Linked DNA regions of Homo sapiens: region 2 is linked to region 1. A link is a loop called in an ENCODE intact Hi-C map of the cell type or tissue named here. Cell type or tissue: heart left ventricle. All regions are shown on one strand. Each heading gives the region's core, and the rest is flanking DNA. Links, peaks and the distances in the headings are about the cores only. Region 1 holds the start of LINC03053 (long intergenic non-protein coding RNA 3053). Region 2 overlaps LOC105373180 (a long non-coding RNA gene).

Evidence for each region. A loop is a pair of places that touch in the nucleus more often than their neighbours do. Peaks named below come from ENCODE experiments on the same cell type or tissue, not always from the same donor. Only the 100,000 strongest peaks of a DNase experiment are listed, where the experiment ranks them.
Region 2: a loop joins it to region 1, with 2.4 times the contacts of the local background. A loop is called at or near these places in 3 of 110 quality-filtered maps.

What each region holds. Positions count from the first base shown.
Region 1 is chrX:40,002,185-40,011,926 of GRCh38, reverse strand. It overlaps LINC03053 (long intergenic non-protein coding RNA 3053), which reads right to left and starts at 2,677. Exons shown (of 2, transcript XR_007068218.1): 1 at 2,126-2,677; 2 at 1-1,909. RefSeq lists enhancers at 2,910-3,537, 4,757-5,693, 7,207-7,729. In heart left ventricle, for the core only: no CTCF peak of the experiment used is centred there; DNase peaks (open chromatin) are centred at 2,756 and 5,656; H3K4me3 peaks cover 1,762 bases.
Region 2 is chrX:39,929,501-39,939,242 of GRCh38, reverse strand. LOC105373180 (a long non-coding RNA gene) reads right to left here. Exons shown (of 5, transcript XR_949028.3): 2 at 2,564-2,649; 3 at 1,801-1,934; 4 at 1,375-1,393; 5 at 149-1,176. Among named protein-coding and RNA genes, the nearest start is that of LINC03053, 75 kb to the left of the region's middle. RefSeq lists enhancers at 2,055-2,284, 9,529-9,742. In heart left ventricle, for the core only: no CTCF peak of the experiment used is centred there; no DNase peak of the experiment used is centred there; H3K27ac peaks cover 1,408 bases.

The sequences.
Region 1 (9,742 bases), core at 1,059-9,058:
TCCCATAGTGCCCACGCTTCAAAATGCATAACACCCAGAGGAAGGTGAGACATCCTCATGCCCATTTTAGAGGGTTCAGAGAGGGCAAGGGCCGCAGAAGGTCACACAGACAACAATCGGTTGTGCGAAAAGGGTCTTTAACTCCATTTCTTGGGCTTCCTCACGGGTTTAGACCTCCAGGATTACCCAGGTCTTGGTCTCTCGGGATTCCGGGAAGGGTCTTTCCTGGCGCCTCGAGTGGAGGTCAAGGCCAGCCAGGCGACTGGAAGGCCTCTGGTTGCCAGTCTGCAGTCAAGCATCCTTTTTGGCAGCGGCTCAGTAAGTGGGGTGGTCTGGTTAGGGACTGCAGGAAATTGTCTGAGCTAGATTAAATATTTTACAAAACCTTCGGGGGGCCTACGGTTGACTTGAAGCTGGCAATGTTAAACCAAACAAAAGTTAACGAGTTCTCTCCTGACTTTTTAGGTACAGTTCAGAGAAAACGGTGGGTAGCGCTCTTTAGAGGAAGCAAGTTTAATAGCGTTTCCTCTCATTTTTCTCCGTATCATTCTCTCTGCTGCTTGTAGAGCCTCATAGCCTCTCTGGGGCTGGGGTGGCAGAAAGGCCTCTTCGGGGTCCCTCTTTGAAAGGGCTGCAGCCGACTTGAGCTCCTGCGGCCACTGAATTCCATGCTTCTGACTCCTGCTTGGAGTAAAGTGCAGCCTCACCGGAAGTGCATGGCCCTAGGAACTGCACAGGACACAGTGCAGACACCTGAGGCCTCTTCTGGCCTTCCCCTAGGGCAACCCACGGGGTGGGAGGAGAAAGGCCTACACTTCAGGACTCACGACCTAGTAACAGCCTTTTCCTCGTTTTCTCTCCCTCTTTTGAGTCTTTAGCTGCAAATCCTGCACTGCTTTCTGAGGGTTGTCCTCAGTGTTTCCCTCCCTGAATCGCACACCCTTTTGTCCCTGCCTCCTGGCTTGAGTGTGACTGCTCCCTTGCACGATGCCCACCCCATTCCCATATTCAAGTTGCAGTGTAGAAGCTCTGCAGGCCAGAACTGAACTGCGGCCCTGCGAGAGAAGGAGGCAGCTTGACCTTTGCAGGAAGGGAAGAGAAGGCAGATTCACAGCTCGCAGCGCTGCAGGGAGACACAGAGATGCAGGCGTTGTCACAGCACCAGCAGCTCTAAGGGGAGCCTGTAAGAGGAAACCAGCTCCAGGAGGCGAGGGAGCTTCTGTGCGGAGTGTGTGCCCCAGCGAGATGCACAGGCCGCGCAGTGAGAGAGGAACTGCCTGGGGGAGCTGTGGCTGCTGCCAGCTCAGCGCAGTGTGGGGGTGGGATGGGGGCTCAGAGAGGCTGGGGGGCTAAGATTAGGGCTGCCGTGGAGGATGGGGCCTCTGGAGAAGACAATAACTAAAGGAAGCTGCTCTGAAGAGGCCAGACCACCTGCGTATGGCTCATCAGATGGGGGGCAAGGTCCCAGCAGCTTAGGAAAGTATGCCCTAGGAAAGATAGATTTGCCAAAGGACACAGAGACTGGAGCTTGGTTGGGTTTTTACACATTAATTTTTGGGGGTGGCATCTTTGAGACAGGACCTTCCTAGGGAAAAATAGAGAGCCCTATACTTCTAAATCCCAGGGGATCCCAGGCGCAATGAGCTACTCAGCGGGCAGCCCAGGCCCACCTAGGGTTTGTGTCCGGGCAAGGGGCTCCAGAGCGTGCAGCCCACATAGGTCCCTAACCAGGCTTTGGGGGAGGGGGTGGGTAGTGAAGGGGTGTGCCCGCTGTATATAGAGGCAGCTGCCATTTGAGGGTGGAGGTGGGGAAGGTGATGCCTCAGCTTCGGCGCTGGAAACCATTGTTTGAGTCTGCACCCAGCGCTTCTCCAGCAGGGCTAATTCTCCACGTGTCCAATTTTCGTGTCTGAAAAAAAACAGCAGCACAGAAACAAAACCATATGACAGGACTGGGCTGCAAACCTTGAAGAATCGAGAGGGTGGCGGAGGTTGCGGCTGGGAAGGGGGAGGGTAAATGTGTGTGTGTGTGTGTGTGTGTGTGTGTGTGTGCCTGTGTGTGTGTGTTGGGGGCGGTGGGGTGGCGCACAACTCAAAGTTTCGGCTATTTCCTACCCGATCTCACCTCCCGGCGTGCTCATCTGATGCAGTTCCAACTCCCTCAAACGATTCCGCAGCCCCAGCGCTTGCGGGAGTGTGGAATTACAGTCTGGAAGAAGCGAGGCGCTGCCGCGAGAGGCGACGCACCGAACCCGGGAGTGCGGAAGCGCAGGCCGGCAGCAGCGCGACCCCTGGGCAGCCTCTGGGCCGCGGTCAGCCCCTGCGGCTCCGTCCTCCTGCCGGTCCCGAGCGGAGAGATGGGTCAACGCAAACCCTCAGCAGGATGGGGGGAGGGGAAAGAAGGGAGACAAGGCTTTTCCCAGAAAGCGGAGGGGAACTCGCTTCCCATCTCCGAGGCGCGATGATGCCCCCATCCCCCGCGCCCCGACCTCCCTGAGATTCGTTTCCTTAAAAAATAGCCAAAGGCCAAACATTTAGCTACGGGTTGAGTCTTCTTCCCACCCCCACCCGGTGCCCTCTCTGAGTTCTCTAAACCCACGAGGCGCTTTAGGCCTGGCGTCCCCCGCCCTCCCCCGCTTCCGCCTGTGCACGAGCCAGTGGCGGTCACTTCTGCGACTCTTTGGAGGCCGACGGCCAGGAGCTTTGTTCTCCTGGGGCTTCCTGCCCCTCCCCCCTCCAAGTCATCCCGGTTTCCACACTTTATCTGCGCCCCCCCTTTGACGTCCGCGCACACAAACAACCCGGGCCTATAATCTCATTAGCATAGGTCTCGGTCTGGGTGACCGCGAGGCTCCCTGCGCGCCCGCGCGCAGCGCTCTGTTTCGCTGCAAGCCGGAGTTTCCACCATGCATGCACCCGGGGCGGGGGGCGGGGACGTTCCGGGTGACAGTGTTGGCTTTGGGGCAGGCCGGGAAGAGGAGGCCGCCCGGGGCAGCGGGAGCCGCGGGAGGAAGGCCCCTCCCAGCGCCCAGTTGCCTTGGTCCCCGGAGCAGATGGCAACTTTGTCTCCTGGTGTGCGCGCAGCGACTTTCAACACATTGAAAAAGCAGTGCTCAGGCTGTCGGGGAAGCCTCGCTGACATTCAGAACCGATTAAAGACCCGAGACGGTGCCAGGCGCAGTGGAGAGTTATGAATTAATCATGGGGGTTACCGATATCTGAGGCTCCCCAGGGCAGTCCTTCTATTATAAGCAGCCCCCACTGCCCACTCCTGACCCGCTCCCCCCTCCCCCGCCGCCGCAAAGGGGTAGTCGCGGCGTCTTTTGCACTGCCCCAATTAACAGCCACGCGGTAATGTGAAAAGTGTTTGCCCTGCCACCCTCAGTGCGGTCTCAGGCCGGGGCGCTGGGCCTGCCAGACGCTCGCGGAGCAGCTCAGTCTTTGGGATAGGCCCGGAATGAGCTCTGTGCTCTGACCCGGGTATGGGGTGGAGTGATGCTCGTTCTCTGCCTCTGTGGCCCAGGTTCAGCTCCCTTCACCACCGTAGAAGGAGGCCCTAGATAGTGGGCGACGTCGGGGACCACCTACAACCTGGGTGCTTGTTTTGGGTCCCCAGAGCAGCTACAGGCTCGTGGTTTCGCGTTGTGGCTCTGGCGATGTTCCAGATATGGAAAAACGAGGTTCGTGTGTGCCGTGGAACTCCGCAAAGTCCCTGGGCCTCCTAGGAGGAACCCCCATGTCTGGAGTCACCCTAAATGACCCGCACCCCTGGGAATCGAGGCACACATCTCGACCACCGAACTTGCCGTTCTGCGTATTGTTAAATCACGCACACCGTTCTAATCTCCCCTATTTATTTCCCAGGCCTGCCTGGCCACAGATTTCTGCAAGACGGAGCAGGCTTCGGGTTCCTCCTGCTTCCAGAGGGGCCATAAAAAACAGATGGTCTCATTAGGAACAATTTATGCATATATATTTCGAAGAGTTCAGCAGAGCCGGCGTAGGTTTGCAGCCCCTGCGTCAGGCAAGAGCAAAATATCACCACTTGCAAATGTTTCCAGTTTGCAAAATAATGGCCTATCCAAAGTAGCTAAGCAACGAATTACTCAAACACTAGAAGGTTAGATGCCAATATTATCACATTCGTCCTGTTCCTTAAACCGTCCTCCTCCGCGGTCTTTGGATTTCGGATGGAGGCTCCTGGGCCTCACACCCCTACGCCCGCGGCTTCCTTTCATGACTATTTCCAATCTCCAAGTCAAATCACTTATTAATTATAGAGGCAACTCGAGCAAACCCAATTACCCGTAGGCAGCCCTTCCCAGATGGGAAGTCTGTCTCGCACGGCTCCCACGGTGGCCCAGTTTCTTCTGGGGAGGTTTCTTTTGCGTCCGATTTCTTTTTGTCAGTGGTCCGCCAGCGGCCCTGAATGTTTCCTCTGCCTGATTCTTCTTCCTAGAGGCAACTCCATTTTCTTACCCTGTTCCCTTTCCTTCTTCCAAGGAGACATCCCCGCCCCTTAGGAGCCGCTGCCTTCGGGCTAAATTTACCGCCGCGCCAAGTTTAAGCCTTAGGCGTTGCAGATCTGGCGTAGGAATGGCGGAAGCTGTAGACAGAGCCCTATTCATTTGCAAAGGCGGAAGGCAGAGTGATTCGCTCAGTTGGCTGCCCCTCGTCTCGTCTGTCCTCCCTTCAGACGTAGCCGGTGGCTTAGGTTCACCTCGGTTTGTGGGATGTGTCCTAGGACTCCGCGAGGCTTACCCCTGGTGGGAAAAAGCCTACTTCACTTTTAATGTCCTCACAGTTCTGGCCATATGGTAATAATAATGCTAACCACCAGGACTTTGTGCTAAGCATTTGACATATAACTATATCTTCTTTAAACCTCGTAGCCACACTTATACGAATATCCCTCCCATTTTGTAGATAAAGAAACTGAGGTTAAGAAACTGGCCTCAAATCACACAGTTAGTTGAAAATGAAGCCCTTAATCCAAAGCCTGAGTTTGCATTCACAGCGCCAAAGACACCTTCCAGAAGAGTACAAACCATAGGGGGCGGTTGGGGGCCTGTTTGCTTGCAGCAAAGGACGCCTGGGAGCGCAAAGGCCTCGGAGGTTGCAGTCAGGAGGTCTAGGCGTCGAGCTGCGAATAGCAAAGCACGCCGGCGGGACTCCAGGGAAACAGGCACACCTGGGATTTGGGGCGCTAGGGGAGCTGTGCTGGCTAGGGGCAGAGTTTTGGGGTGAAGCGCGGCTGCTAGAGTCTTGCAGCGCGTGGAGCTGGGTACTGCCACCCTTTCGCTACCGCAAAAGTCGCTTCCTCGGCTGTGGTGCCCTTGGGACGCGCTGTGGGGTGCGGTGGGCTCGCCTTGGCGATCTTGAGGGTGTGCAGGGTGCGGGGAGCCTCGGGAGGGTCCCCAGGGGTAGTTGGCCTCGGTCGCGCTGCCAGGGCACCCTCGCTAATATGGAGCCAGCAGTTCCGCGGAGGAGGGGAGGGGAGGAGAGGAGAGGGGAGGAGAGGGGAGCCGAGAGAGGGATGCGCGGGCGAGCTGGTAACCGTCTGCAGCGAGGAGTGTAATTGCCCCTGTGACCGCGGGCGACGAAGGCGGGGCGCTCGCCTGGCCGCCTCCCTCCCACTCCGCCAGCGGCGCGGAGCTGGCTTTTGGCCGAGAAGGCGCGGAGCACCTCCAGGGCCTGGCCGGCTCAGCGCTAGGCGAGGCCACTCCTAGCCCTCGCCGCTTGGACAGCTGTCCCCGGCGCTCCAGCCTGGGGCCTTCCACAGCGCGGGGCCCACTTCCCTCTGCCCCCAGGCCAGTTCAGGCAGCAGCCTCCCTCTTCTTTAGGGTGCGCCCTGGCCGGGGCCTGGGGCTGTCAGCTGCGCCCTGGTGACCCCGCCGCCTCCTTCCCTGGAGAGCGGCGTTGAGGGGGCGAGGCGGCCACCCTCGGATGCCAGGTGGCTTATGTGACCCTCCACCCCACGCCCTGGCCAGGGCGCACCCTGAAGCCGGTGCGCTTCGGGTCGCCCTGGGCCACCACAGATCAGCAAGGCCGACCTCGGCTGCGCGGCACTTGGCCGTGGGTCCCAGGGTCAGAAGGTAGAAGGGCCGTCGGGGCAGTCTCTGCGCCCCCGGATCTCCCCGCGCTTTCGGCGTGTGAGCTTTGTCCTTTGGTGGGGCTCCTGGCCACGGGCCGAACGGAGGGGGCCGGGCCGGAGGTGGGGAGGGAGGCCGAGGCCGGCCAGGGATTCCGGAGTTTGTAACCCGTGTAGTTTCTGGCTTTCACGGCTCGTTTGAAATCCTCCCACAGGAAGATGTCTGCCAAGGAGGCCTGCGCGGCTCGGAGCCCCGCGCGGCCACCCGGGTGTGTGAGTGTGCGGTGTGTGTGTGTGTGTGGATGTGTGTGGATGTGCGTGCCTGCGCCCGCTATTCCCGGGAGGGGAGGGAGAGCCAGCGCCGGCACTTTCCCGGCGGCAGCGCTGCGAGAGTGGCGTGCGGCGCAGGGCCTGGCACCCAGGGCTCGCCCGCGCCCCGGGCTCGGCCCCGCCGGCACCCCGCGCCCCTCTAGCGCCTTTCTCCCTGCCCCCGCGGCAGGAACTGTTAACCCAGGCAGGTGACGGCGCCCCGGCGCCCGTCGTGCGTTGGTCTTTATACCTCGTGAGTTCAACACTAATGAGTTATGGGTTGGCCCACGAAAACATAATGTGTAAATTAGGAATTTAATGATGTGTAAGATTAAAAGCTGCGCAGGGTTGCATTTATTTAAGGCTGCCATCTTGTGTTCGCAGAGAAATTACTTGAACGACATTGACCCCCCTCGCCCAGAGGACTGGAAATGGCGCGGGGGCGGGGGTGGCTTGTGGGGTTCCAGGCAGTGGGACTTGAGGCCCCTCGGGGCTGTTGTAGGGTAGGAGGGAGCCCTGCGCGCGGGCTGGGACTGACTTTGGGTGGTTGCCTATGCAGGAAGCCTGTAGAGCGGCAGATTAAGACCCCTCCCGCCCCATCCTCTTTCCTGGGTCCAGGATTGGCAAGACTCGGGGTGGGGGGGTCGTCAATTCTTGGAAAAGTTATTGCTCCAACCTGTCTTGATGCCCTTCGTACTTTGTAGGGGTTGTTTCCAGAATTCAAAAGCACCTCTTTTTATACAGTTATTATATTATTGTCTTTTACCCATTTCTCTTTAGTTGCCCAAACCCAAGCTGCAGGGGTTGGGTCTGCCCTCATTAAGATAAAACCTGTCCCGTGAGCTAACCTGGGTTCCCCCAGATACAGACAGGCCAGGACTCTGGATCCTGAATCCTTGGGTTTACACAAATTTGCGTCACTTTTTGTGGGATATTTTCTTCCTTTTTTGCAAACTCGATGGGAATTTGAAAGCAGAGATTCCCTGCTCTTATGCTCTGACATTGGGGCTCCCTGCCCTATCTATGCCTGCGTGCCTGGGCACAAGCCAGCAACCACCTCCACCTTTGTCATGTTGATCCGGGATGATATCTCTGGAACTAGGGAGATTTGTCTCCTGCAGTTTTCTTTCTGCAGCAAAGGCTCCTGTCGCTGTATGTGCCTTGAGGCTTTCTCACAGGTGCTTCTCAGACCCAGGGGAGGCCTGTGATGCCATCTTGGGAGGCCAGACCAGAATTGCCACCAGGCCAGGCCTTCCATCTGGTTCCGCTACTAGGGTGACTTGCAGATGGGATTCCTCTCATGGCCACGAGATCTGAGACTTCTTGGACAGTCTCTGGCCAGCCCTGCAGCAGCTGCCTTCCTCCCTCAGGGACTGCTTTCTGCTTGGAAGAATGAGATGGCTTGGGATGGATGGAGTTGTAGCGCTTTGGGGGATCGGGCAGGCATAAAAACAGATGAAGAAAGGATCGGTTCATGAACTTTTATTTAAGGAATGAAGGCTTGTCTTGGTAAATTATAGAGTACCAGTGCCCCGAGGGACTTTCAAAGGCTTCCAGTGTGTGTTTTCTAGGCCTTGAAAGAGTTAATTGGAGAAATGCTGCTCCTGGTTTGTCTGTTTGCTCAGGCCCCACACTTATCTAACCAATCGCTGAAGGGATATAACTTTAGAAGTTTCATTCTCTTTCCCACTTGGCTGGGAGTTTCAGAAAACCCCTGCTTAAGTAATCATGATAATCCTTTCAAATTCCTTAGGGTCTGAGGCCATTTGGTGTTCCCACTGGAGTCTTGTTAAAAAAAGGCAAGGAGAGAAAAAGCATGTAATAAAGAACATTGCAACACATCTCCGTGAAAACATCCCCCCTGACATGGATCTGGTGCTCAGATAAACTTGTCCCCAGGTTTCTGAGAAATGCTACTGCCAGGCCTGGATGTTGGCCAGGAAGGGAAAGATCAAAGGGAAGCCAGGTGAGAGACCATCTTTTCCCTCTTGGTGAAAACATGAAGGGGACGTGTGGCCTCCCTGGGGGCAGGTGGGAAGCAGATGTCATTGCAGGGAGCAGGTCAGAGTGGTAGGCCTTTGAGGTACTACTGATCAGATACCAGGACTGCTGTTCTCAGGAAGAAGGTGTGTGGTTTTCTGAGCTGCTTCAGCCAGCTCTTTCTCATTGGTGTATGTTTTATGATGTCCATGAGGGGGTCTTTCAGCTCTGGACCTCCTCCACCCAGATCAGCCTGTCGTAGAAAAATGCTAGGTCCCTAGCCACACTGTTCCTGATCCAGGCCGGAAGGGCCCCGGACATCCCAGCCTTTTGTGCAGCCCCGGCCTCCTTCAGTCCAAGAGGATTTTGTTTTCCCCAAAGAAATTCTTCACTGAGCTATCACAGTAGGCTGGCCAGAACCTGTTCCCATTTCTGGTGACATTCTCTGGGGTTTTGTTTAGTCCTTTATGCACCATTCCCTAGGAGGCTGCAGGAGGAAGTTAAAGAACGCTTGGCTGCAATTTTGTAGGTCTGTTCTTGTCCTGTTCTGCAGCTGAGCTATTCCTGCACACTTAGGCAGGCCTCCTCCCCTCTCTGCACCCTGGTGAGCTGAGGGGTGCGGAGGGCGATGATTTGCAAGGGTCTTTTCAGCTTAGACATTCTGGTATTCTCTTTGATAAGGCCAGATGTAGCTAGGGTTCTAATCCCCAAAACTGGATGTAGCTGGGTAGAGGCGAATGGCAGCTTTTGATGGACTGGGGAGGTTTTGGTACTTATGGCTTTTTTGGCAACTCCTCTGTGGTAGACAGCCTTGGCTTTGCTTGTTTAACATTTGGCCCCCCTTCTAGATTCAGAACCCACACTTTGGGGGAGCCACTGCTCTGTGACTCTCAGTCCCTGTGCTTTGTGGGGAGGGGACCAACTCCATCTCCTGGCTGTAGAAGAGGGATGAATAGAGCATTTGAACCTGCTCCCTCACCCCACCCTGGGCCACAACAGTTGGTTCAGAGGTGGGTGTGGACCCCAAGTGGGTCCCAGAGAGACAATTTCAGAACTTGCTATTTCTTTCTTTCTTTCTTTCTTTCTTTCTTTCTTTCTTTCTTTCTTTCTTTCTTTCTTTCTTTCTTTCTTTTCTTTTCTTTTCTTTTCTTTTCTTTTTTTTTTTTTGAGATGGACTTTCACTCTTGTTGCCCAGGCTGGAGTGCAATGGCGTGATCTTGGCTCATTGCAACCTCTGCCTCCCTGGTTCAAGTGATTCTCCTGCCTCAGCCTCCTGAGTAGCTGGGATTACAGGCGCCTACCACCACGCCCGGCTAATTTTTTGTATTTTTAGTAGAGACGGGGTTTCACCATGTTGGCCAG
Region 2 (9,742 bases), core at 671-8,670, 72 kb after region 1:
AACAATACAACGCTTAAAAAAATTTACAAAGCAATGCATACCCTTTGCAAAAGGCTAAGGAGACAGGGAGAAATAATTATAGTTGTTGTATTTGTTGATTCTGTTACAAGTTGCATATTCCTTATCCTAAATCCTGGGACCAGAAGTGTTTTGGATTTTGGATTTTTTTTTATTTTGGAATATATGCATATGCATGATGACATATCTTGGGGTTGGGGCCCAAGTCTAAACACAAAATTTATTAATGTTTCATATACATCTTACATGTGTAGCCTGAAGGTAATTTTATACAATATTATTAATAATTTTGTTCACAAAACAAAGTTTTGATGGTCTTTTGACTGCGACCCATCACATGGGGTCAGGTGTAGAATTTCCTACTTGTGGTGTCATGTTGGCATTCAAAAAGTTTTGGACTTTGGAGCATTTCAGATTTTTGGTTTTCAGATTAAGAATGCTCAACCTCTACTACGTGTGCCTGGCACTGTTCTGAGATCTTGATATGTATAATCTCATTTAATCTTCACAATATAGTACACTGAGAAGAATGATGGCCCCATTTTACAGGTGAAGAAACTGAGTAACTGAGAGGCTAGCTAACCTGCTCTAAATCACACAGCTAGTAAGAGGAGAGCTAGGATAGAGGCGAATCAAAGTCACCCATAATCCCATCTTTCCTAGAGAAGGCCACTGTTAAGATCTTAATATTTGTTAACCGTGTTATGCGTATACGTGCGTGTGTTTGTGTATGCACATATAAGAGGACCTTTAATTACAGATATGTGACAAAATCTTATCCCATGACAGTTTCCTCCTTCCTCTTTTTCCTCTTCCTTGCTTTGGCTTTGACTGGGACCTTTCCCCCTACTTTTGGGGGATTTTCCAGGACACATCTGGAGAGTCTCTTTTGTGCAGATCAGGAAGCCAGGCTCTTGAGTAAAAAATAAGGCCTTTGCTGAAGCAGAGGAAATCAGAAAGACCACCTGATGGCAACGTTCTTGGAGGGAAGGGACCCCCAGAGGTGACATGCAGGTGGGAAGCACAAAAGTTGCCAGGCCGTGGGGGTCAGTGGGTGACTTGGCCAAAGATGCTACCCCTGGCTTCTTCGATGCTGCAGGGACCAGGCCTGTGTCCAGTTAGGCTGAGTTGAACCCTGTGACCATTTTGAAAAAAGGGCTGTGGACAGAGTAATAGAGAATGTGTTCTGGATACAGAAGCCAGGAAGTCATCTCAGCTTTGAGGAGGGCTGGCCAGGGGCCAGAGTTCAGGGGAGCGCTGGCCCTGGGCTTGCCGAGCATCCAAGCTCTCTAGGCCTGCCCTCGACCCCCCAAGCCCTTGTTCTCACCCCACCCCAATCCACCCGTGGCCCCTCACCTTCCATAGCTGCACACTCCTTATTGTTCAGGAACAAAGGCAGTTCAGATTTTTGAAAAAGAAGGAGAACAAATAAACTCCGCGGAACTCATCCTGCTTGTAAGTGAGCGGGTGGCTCTGGCCCCCGACTTGGGGAGTCATGCAGGCCCTGGTGGTGGTGTCGGGAGGTGGTGGGGGGGCGGGCCCTGGGACAGCTTAGCTGGAAGGGAGCGGGGGCAGGGAGGTGCAGCAAGATAGGAACCGTTGGTGATTTATGGCGCCAATAAGCACAATGGCTCAGTCTTGTGGTTTCCCCTTAAGATGTGTCTGAGCGCAGCCCCCTTGGAGCATCACCTATGTGTGCTGAGGTCAGGAGCCCAGCGTCTCTGCTCTCTGCCAATGGGTGCCCGCCCCACCCCCCGCTGGGGGCTCAGGGAGCGCCCCTACCTGGGTCTGAAGGGCGAGGGGAAGATGTACAGGCATGACGTGGAATGTGGCTTCAATCAGGAAGGTGCAGGGGGACGAGTTGGTGAGCAGAAAGGTCTGGCTTCCTCTTAGGGACAGAGCCCAGGATGCATAGACTGGGAGGGTATTTTGGAGAATCAGCCAGTGAGTAGATTACATTTTGGCGGCCGTCTTGCTGCTTTGAGCTTCAGCCAGCCTGCCCTGGATTGTCCCAGGCTAGAATTCTGGGGTGCTGGAGGTACCAACATTTGTTGAGTGTCTACTGTGTGCTGGGTGCTGGGCTAAACCCTGAACACTTCACTTCTGTTCTTTAAACTTTACAATGCCACCCTGCATAAGTATTACTATTAGTTTCATTTTTCAGATAAGGAAAGTGAAACCCAGAGAGCTCAAATAGCTTACCCAAAGTCCACGGCTAGTAGGAGGCAGAACTGGGATTCAAACCTAAATTTGTCCAAATCTAGAACCTTTGCTTTTAAATGCCACACCTGAGGGATCTCAAGTTACCTTAAGAACCAAGGAGCCCTAGTATGCTTCAATGCTTAAGGGTTGAGTTTGCTAAGGGGCAGGCCTGGCAGAGGTGGTGGGGTGGGGTGGGGGACAAAGAGGACACGGAAGCAGGTCTCCAGAAGCCCTCCAAAGTGAACCTAGACTACTCTCTAAACAGCAGACTGTTTCCAAAGCCTGTGCAGTCTGGGGTCCACTATGACCAACTGATCTGCTGGTAGGCAACTGGCACACTCACCTTGAAGACTAAGACATTTTTCTTTCTGAAAGTTTGACTTCAGGACTAACTCCATCTGGCCTGTTGGCTTCCAGTGCTGTTCCTGACTGCAGAGAGAGAGAGAGAGAGAGAGAGAGAGAGAGAGAGAGAGAGAATGCAACGTTGACTTGTAAGCTAGTGGATGTCAAAGTTCTGGCTTCCCACCGTGGACTTCAGCCTTGGCCGCTTTCAGTTGTCGGGGTCACTCAGAAGCTCATCTTTGTTTGGCCATTTGTTGGGCTAAGAGTGACCAGGCAGATGGTTCTCCTGGGCACAGGTGGCTGTCCTGCCCCTTTCCCCTCCCTCACCCTCCAGCAGGCTCCTGTGTGTCTTACCCCTCCCTCTGCAGCCAGGCACTGAGCAGGGATGTTTCCCTCTCCTCTAGGAGCTCAGATGCTGGAAACAGCATTACCTTCGCTTGAGGGAAACGCGGAACCAGCCCGAACGGAAATGTTGTCAAGAATCCCAGTGCCCATTACTTCCCTTCTGCTAGTGCCACTTTAACAGCTTGAGCCTTCCCCTGTGGGCTTGCTGGGGCAGGTCAGGAGAGTCTCCTGCCAGTGCTGGGCCACCGGCTTCTGGCAGGCTGGAGAGACCTGGCCCCTCAGGCAGGCTGCACGGCCGCCCAAGAAGGCTGTTCCTTGGCTGCCTGGGCCCCTCCAGGCAGTACCAGCACACTCTCCGGTGGCCCGAGCGAGGTCCTCTGTGTGTGGGGAGGTACAGGCAGGCCCTGCTGACTGCAGGCCCCTTTTTTGCCATTCACCGGCTGCTTTCTGCACCCCAGGTCGACGACGCCGGGCAAAACCTTGGCAAGATGGCACTGGGGGGTGGAGGGTTGTACAGCCACAGGTTCTTCCTGGGAGGGCCTGGCTGGAGGTGAGTCACTGAACCCCCTGCAGTTGAGTCCATTCCTCTCGGAGAGCTTAGTGATGTCCTCACAGTCAGTGGCCTCCAGGCTTCTGGGAGGGAAAGAGCCGTGGAAGAGGCTGCCTGCCTCCTGGTGATGGCTCAGAGAAGGGGCGCTCCCCAGGGCCTGGCCGCTACCAGCCGCACGAGCCCCGAATGGACATACGCAGATTTGTTTTTCATCTGTGACTGAGAGGTTTTCAGGCCCCTTTGGCACGAAGATTTCCCTGGCTCTCAGTAAACCAACACTCTGGGGCGTGACAGACCTAAGCGACTGGCATGTACAAGGCCCGGGCTACACAGAGCCACCAGGAGGCCCACCAGCAGGCAGGCTGGCAAGGCTGGGTGACAGCATGAGTTTTGGAGTCAGATGGAACTGGGTTCAAATTTTGGCTTCATAATCTTGTGAGTTATTTTCCTTCCTGGCTCCCCAGTCTCCTGGTCTGGAAAATGAGGACAATAAAAGATTCTTTCCAGGGTTACTGGGAGACTTCAACTGGATAGCACTTGTAAGAGCTGAGGCCGGGCCCCTGTAATCCCAGGACTTTGAGAGGCCAAGGCAGGAGGATTGCTTGAGCCCGGGAGTTTGAGACCAGTCTGGGCAACATAGCAAGACACCATCTCATATTTTGTTTTTTTTTAAATTATTTTTTTTTTGAAAGGGAATCTCACACTCTCTCCCAGGCTGGAGTGCAGTGGTGCAATCTTGGCTCACTGCAACCTCCATCTCCTGGGTTCAAGCAATTCTCCCACCTCAGCCTCCCAAGTAGCTGAGATTACAGGTGTCTGCTACCATACCCAGCTAATTTTTGTATTTTAGTAGAAACGGGATCTCACCATGTTGAACAGGTTGGTCTCAAACTCCTGACCTCAAATGATCCAACTGCCTTGGCCTCCCAAAGTGCCGGGATTACAGGCGTGAGCCACCATGCCTGGCTGTCATTTTTTTTTTTTAATAGAGCTGGGCTCAATGCCAGCCACATGACAAGTGCTCAGGGATGTAGCTGCTGTGACTCTTCCTGGGTGCTTTGTCTCCCATCCTTGGCAAGTACTTCCTCCTTGCTCTTCCTTGTTTGCCCACCGTCTTTCTTCAGGTGCAAGGTGGTCTCAGGCAGCCACAGGGGCTGGGAGGAGAACTTATCTGATAAACTTATTCTTAACCGGCAACAGGATCTGAAAGTGTTAGTGTCGGGAGTATTTGCTTTTTTTTTGAGACAGGGTCTCACTCTGTTACCCAGGCTGGAGTGCAGTGGCCCGATCTTGGCTCACTACAACCTCCACCTCCTGGGTTCAAGGGATCCTCCCACCTCAGCCTCCCAAGTAGCTGGGCCTACAGGCATGCACCACCACATTCAGCTAATTTTTTGTGTTTTTAGTAGAGACAGCGTTTTGCCATGTTGCCCAGGCTGGTCTCGAACCCCTGACCTCAAGTGATCCTCCCGCCTCGGCCTCCTAAAGTGCTGGGATTACAGGTGGGGGCCACTGTGCCAGGCCAGGTATTTGCATTTTAACCCACCTCAACCTCATGGGAGGAATTTATTCGTTCAATAAACATTTACTGAGATATTATCTTAGACTAAGCTATTATCATCACTAAGCCCCCGCCATGTGCCGGGCAGACTTGTTATATGATGTCATCTTTATAACCAGCATTAGGAAGAAGATTTAGTACCCTTCACATTTTACAGATGAAGAAAGTGAGGTTCTGAGTCCTGAAGTCTCATAGCTGTGCCCAGATCTAACTGATGCTAGTACCTACTTCTAAGCCACAGGCTCTGAGCTGGGTCCTGGGGCTGCAAACTGGAATAAACCCATCCCTGACTGCAACAAACATCCTGTCCATGGATGGAGACAGGCAAAGAAACCCGATTCCTAACATGCAGCAATAGCAATAGACATGGGGTTTTGTGGGCACAGAATAGGACATACCAGGGGGCCTTTGGGAACATATGGCTGGGAACATTAACCCATGTTCTCTATGTGGATCCAAAGGCATGCAGAATAGAATTTATTCTCCCACCTTCTGAGGGATCAGCCCACCCATCTAAAATCATCCCCAGAACAGCCTTTCTCTCTCTCTCTCTCTTTTTTTTTTTTTTTTTTTTTTGAGACAGGGTCTCACTCTGTTGCTCAGGCTGGAGTGCAGTGGTGCGGCTCAAGTGATCCTCCCACTTTAGCCTACCGAGTAGCTGGGACCACAGACACAAGCCACTACGCCTGGCTGATTTTTTTTTTATTTGTAGAGATGAGGTCTCGCTATGTTGCCCAGGCTGATCTTGAACTCCTGGCCTCAAGCAATCTTCCTGCTTCAGCCTCCTAAAGTGCTGAGATTACAGGCATGGGCCATTGCACCCGGCTGAACAGCCTCTTTCAAATGTCAAATTACTTCAAGGGCATACCTTGGAATCAAGAGATGTTTCTCTATGTTGTTGCCTCCAACTTCCTTTTTTTTTTTTTTTGAGACAGAGTCTTGCTCTGTTGCCCAGCCTGGAGTGCAGCGGCATGATCACTGCTCACTGCAACCTCCGCCTCCCAAGTTCAAGCGATTTTCCTGCCTCACCCTCCCGAGTAGCTGGGATTACAGGCACCTGCCACCACGCCTGGCTAATTTTTGTAATTTTAGTAGAGACAGGGTTTCCCCATGTTGCCCAGACTGGTCTCGAACTCCTGACCTCAAGTGATCTGCCTGCCCTGGCCTCTGAAAGTGTTGGGATTACAGGCATGAGCTACCGTGCCCAGCCCCGCCTCCCCCAACTTCTTTTTGTTGTTGTTGAGACAGAGTCTTGCTCTGTCGCCTAGGTTGGAGTGCAGTGGCACGATCTCAGCTCACTGCAACCTCTGCCTCCCAGGTTCAAGCGATTCTCCTGCCTCAGCCTCCTGAGTAGCTGGGATCACAGGCGTGCACCACCATGTCTGGCTAATTTTTGTATTTTCAGTAGAGGCAGGGTTTCACCATGTTGGCCAGGCTGGTCTCGAACTCCTGACCTCAGGTGATCCGCCTGCCTTGGCCTCCCAAAGTGCTGGGGTTACAGGTGTCAGCCTCCTCGCCTGGCCTCCCAACTTCTTATATATGCCTCCCAAGATAATTGAGGCATATATACAAGGCTATATGTATATGATTATATATAAATGTGTTATTTTAAAGAAAGGCAAGTGATAGCACTGTGAGTGGACAGTACAACAGGAGAACAGTGTGTATAGTAAAAAGCAAGTCCCCCTCCTGGCTCTACTTTCCTTCTTGAAGGCTATCCCAGCTGCCAACTTCTAACACAAGGTTATGCACATATGTCCTTTTTAAAAAGACACATGATGGCGTATCATAAACATACCATAAAATTCCCTATTTCCTGTTTTTTCACTTAACAGTATAATCTCACCCAACATTCTGCACCAATATCTATAGTTCTATTGCATTCTCTTTAATGGCAGCATAACATCTTTTATGGGTATAACAGACTTTGTCTAACCAGTCTCCTATCAATGGATTTTAACTCAGGTTGTTTCTGGTCATTTTTAGTTACAAATCATCCTGTCATGAAGATCCCTTTACATAGATTTTTACTCACATATGGTATACCTGTATACCTTTGTTGGAGAAAAGGGTATGCATTTTAACATGGAAAACCATTAATGTATACCTGACTATGTCAAATTCATGCCTAAAATCCCATCCAAAGAAATGAATCACTAAGGGTGAAATCCTGACCATCAGCAAGGGACACCATTTCCTCAAGTATAGCCTGCCTGCCCACCTTGAGAGTGGCCTCCCCTTCTCTCCAGTTCCCAAGCCTGAGTACCAGTGAGCAGAGGAAGCTGGGGTACTCTGGCTCCTGAACCCCTCTGGGGAGGGCCCAACTGTGTTCTCTGTGGGTAGAAGTTCCCTCTCTAATCAGTTTTCCCACTGCATTTCATTGGCGGCCAAGAGAGGCTTTCATAACTCTTGCTATCTTTACAATATGTCGTTCAAATTTAAAACATGCTAAAAGGGAGAAAATATTTATAGAATTTTTCTCTGGAAGAAAAAAAAAACCCTACTTTTAAGCCCAGCCAATGACATTTCTGGAAACCACAGAGGGAAAACAGCAACAACTCGCAGAAGATAAAATGGACTAATTACACAACAGATCTCTAATTTAAGAAACTAGCTGCATTCTTCTGTGTTTTTTTTTTTTTAGATGACAGAGAATAAAAATACTGGTTTACCAGCTTATTAAAAAAATCATCCAACAGCTCCTAACCTTCTCTTCTGCAAGATGACATGTATCTGTTCTCGAGTACACATGGTGTACTGGCCTCAGTGAGGGCTGTAGAGAAGGGTCCCTATGGTGGGGTTTCTTGGCCTGTGAAATAGTTTCCCATGGGAAGAACAGGGATCCTGCTGCCTGAGTTATTTAAATCTTGGAGTCTTCCTTCCTTTTCCAAAGCTCTGGGAGCATCTCCATGGCCACAGCTGTTGTGGACACCCAGCCTAGTGGCCTGGCTTTGGGGTGGCCGAGGTAGGTCTATGTTAACTAGTACCTTGCCCTCTCCACATATTCCAGCCCTCTGAGCTGCCACCGGGACCCTAACTGGCCCTTTTCAACAAATACCCCAGGTTTCTAGAATAATTCCTTAGCTATAGGGTGGTTAGCAAAGAAACCAGGTACCCCCTCACTTCTCCCTTGTTTCTGTGAATCCCAGCCTGAGTGCTTCCAAACGGGCCACAAAGGGAAGCTTTTCCTAGCTGGAATTTCCAGAAGCCAAAACACGACTGCAGCCAAAACCTCCCCGTGAACTTCGTTTCTGTTTGGATTTTTATGGAATCGGTTTCTCTCAGACACACATCCTGTGGGACCACGCTCCTTCCCCTTCCCTTATTTTTATGTATGAATGGATTATGTTGGCTGTTTAATGGGTTTGCAGCAAACGCAGGCCACCGAGCCGTTTTAATGAGGTCTCTCGCTGGCCAGCCCGTGGCTTTCAGAGGCCTTGAGAGACCCGGAGAGAGGGTTCCCTGGTGCCTGGATGGGATTTGCTCTCTGCTCTCTGCTTGGGAATCTTGGCTACACCGGCGCTACTCTGATTTGCGGGGGGATTTGGGGAAAGTTCTTTAATCTCCTAGGCTTGCAGTGTAGACCTGAGCTAACACCAGCACTGGGGCCTTAGCAGAACCAGCGCGAGGAATCCTTGTGGAAAACAAAGAATAACAGTGAGAAAGGAGCGAGGGGCTCTGAGGGGGCCGTGCTCGTGGGGAGAGGGATGGCTTCTCTGCGGGCCGGAGCCTAGACCTCAATTCTCAGCATGGAGTTCAGCTGCAGTTGGCTAGGCCTCAGTTTCCCTGGTTTGCCTTTTCTTAGTCGGCTTTGATGTGTTGATTTGTGAACTTATTATCCATCTGTCCAGCACACACAGAGCCAGCAGGCAGGGTAGGGTGACGGAGGGTGGGTGCAGGGAATGCACATCCAAGGGCTCTAGACAGCCCTGGACCTTCCCTTTGAGCTGTAGGGGCCTGAAGAACAGGCCTTCTCTTTTTGGGGGGATCAAAACTTTCATCTGGAATCGGGGTGCCTCTCTCTTCCCAGTGACCCACTCTTGCTGGGAATGAATACGCCTTGGTTCCTGTGATTGTTTTCTGGGCTGGCAAGGGCGGAATGGAGAATCGTGGCCCCTCCTGCCTCACCTCTCAGCCTCCTGCTCTGCCTGGAGACGCCTTGTCATCTGCATTCCCAAGGGGCCCTGCTGTCATTGGCTTCCAGGAAGACTGACAGATGAGGCTTCCCTAGCAGTGGGTCCCCACCCTTCTCCCCTAGGGACCCCTTTTATGAAATCTCTCCCAGGACTCCCAGGTTGACAGTGGCTATGTGGGGAAGGCCAGAGATTCCTGGCCTATTGGATTCCACCGGGGCTGGGGGGTGGGGGAAGTCATTGACGCAGTGGGAGCATCTCCCTAGCCCATCTCCACTCCCAGGCCTCTCGACTGCCTGCCCCATGCTATTCAAATTTGCTCTCCGCAGAACAGCCTGAATGGTCTCTTTAAAATGCACATTGGACTCTGTTATTCCCTCCTGAAAACCGTTTGTGGGGTTTCCAGTGTCTGGAGATGAAGGCCAAGTTCCTTGCGGTGGTTTATAATCCCCTCTCTGAGCTACCTCTCCAGGCTCAATGCTCCTCGCCCTCTGCTGCAGAAACACCAAGCTACCGGTGCGCCCAGCGCACCCCACATGGCTGCCCCCAATGACTTTCTTTTTTTCTAGAATAATAATGTTCTCCAGCCCC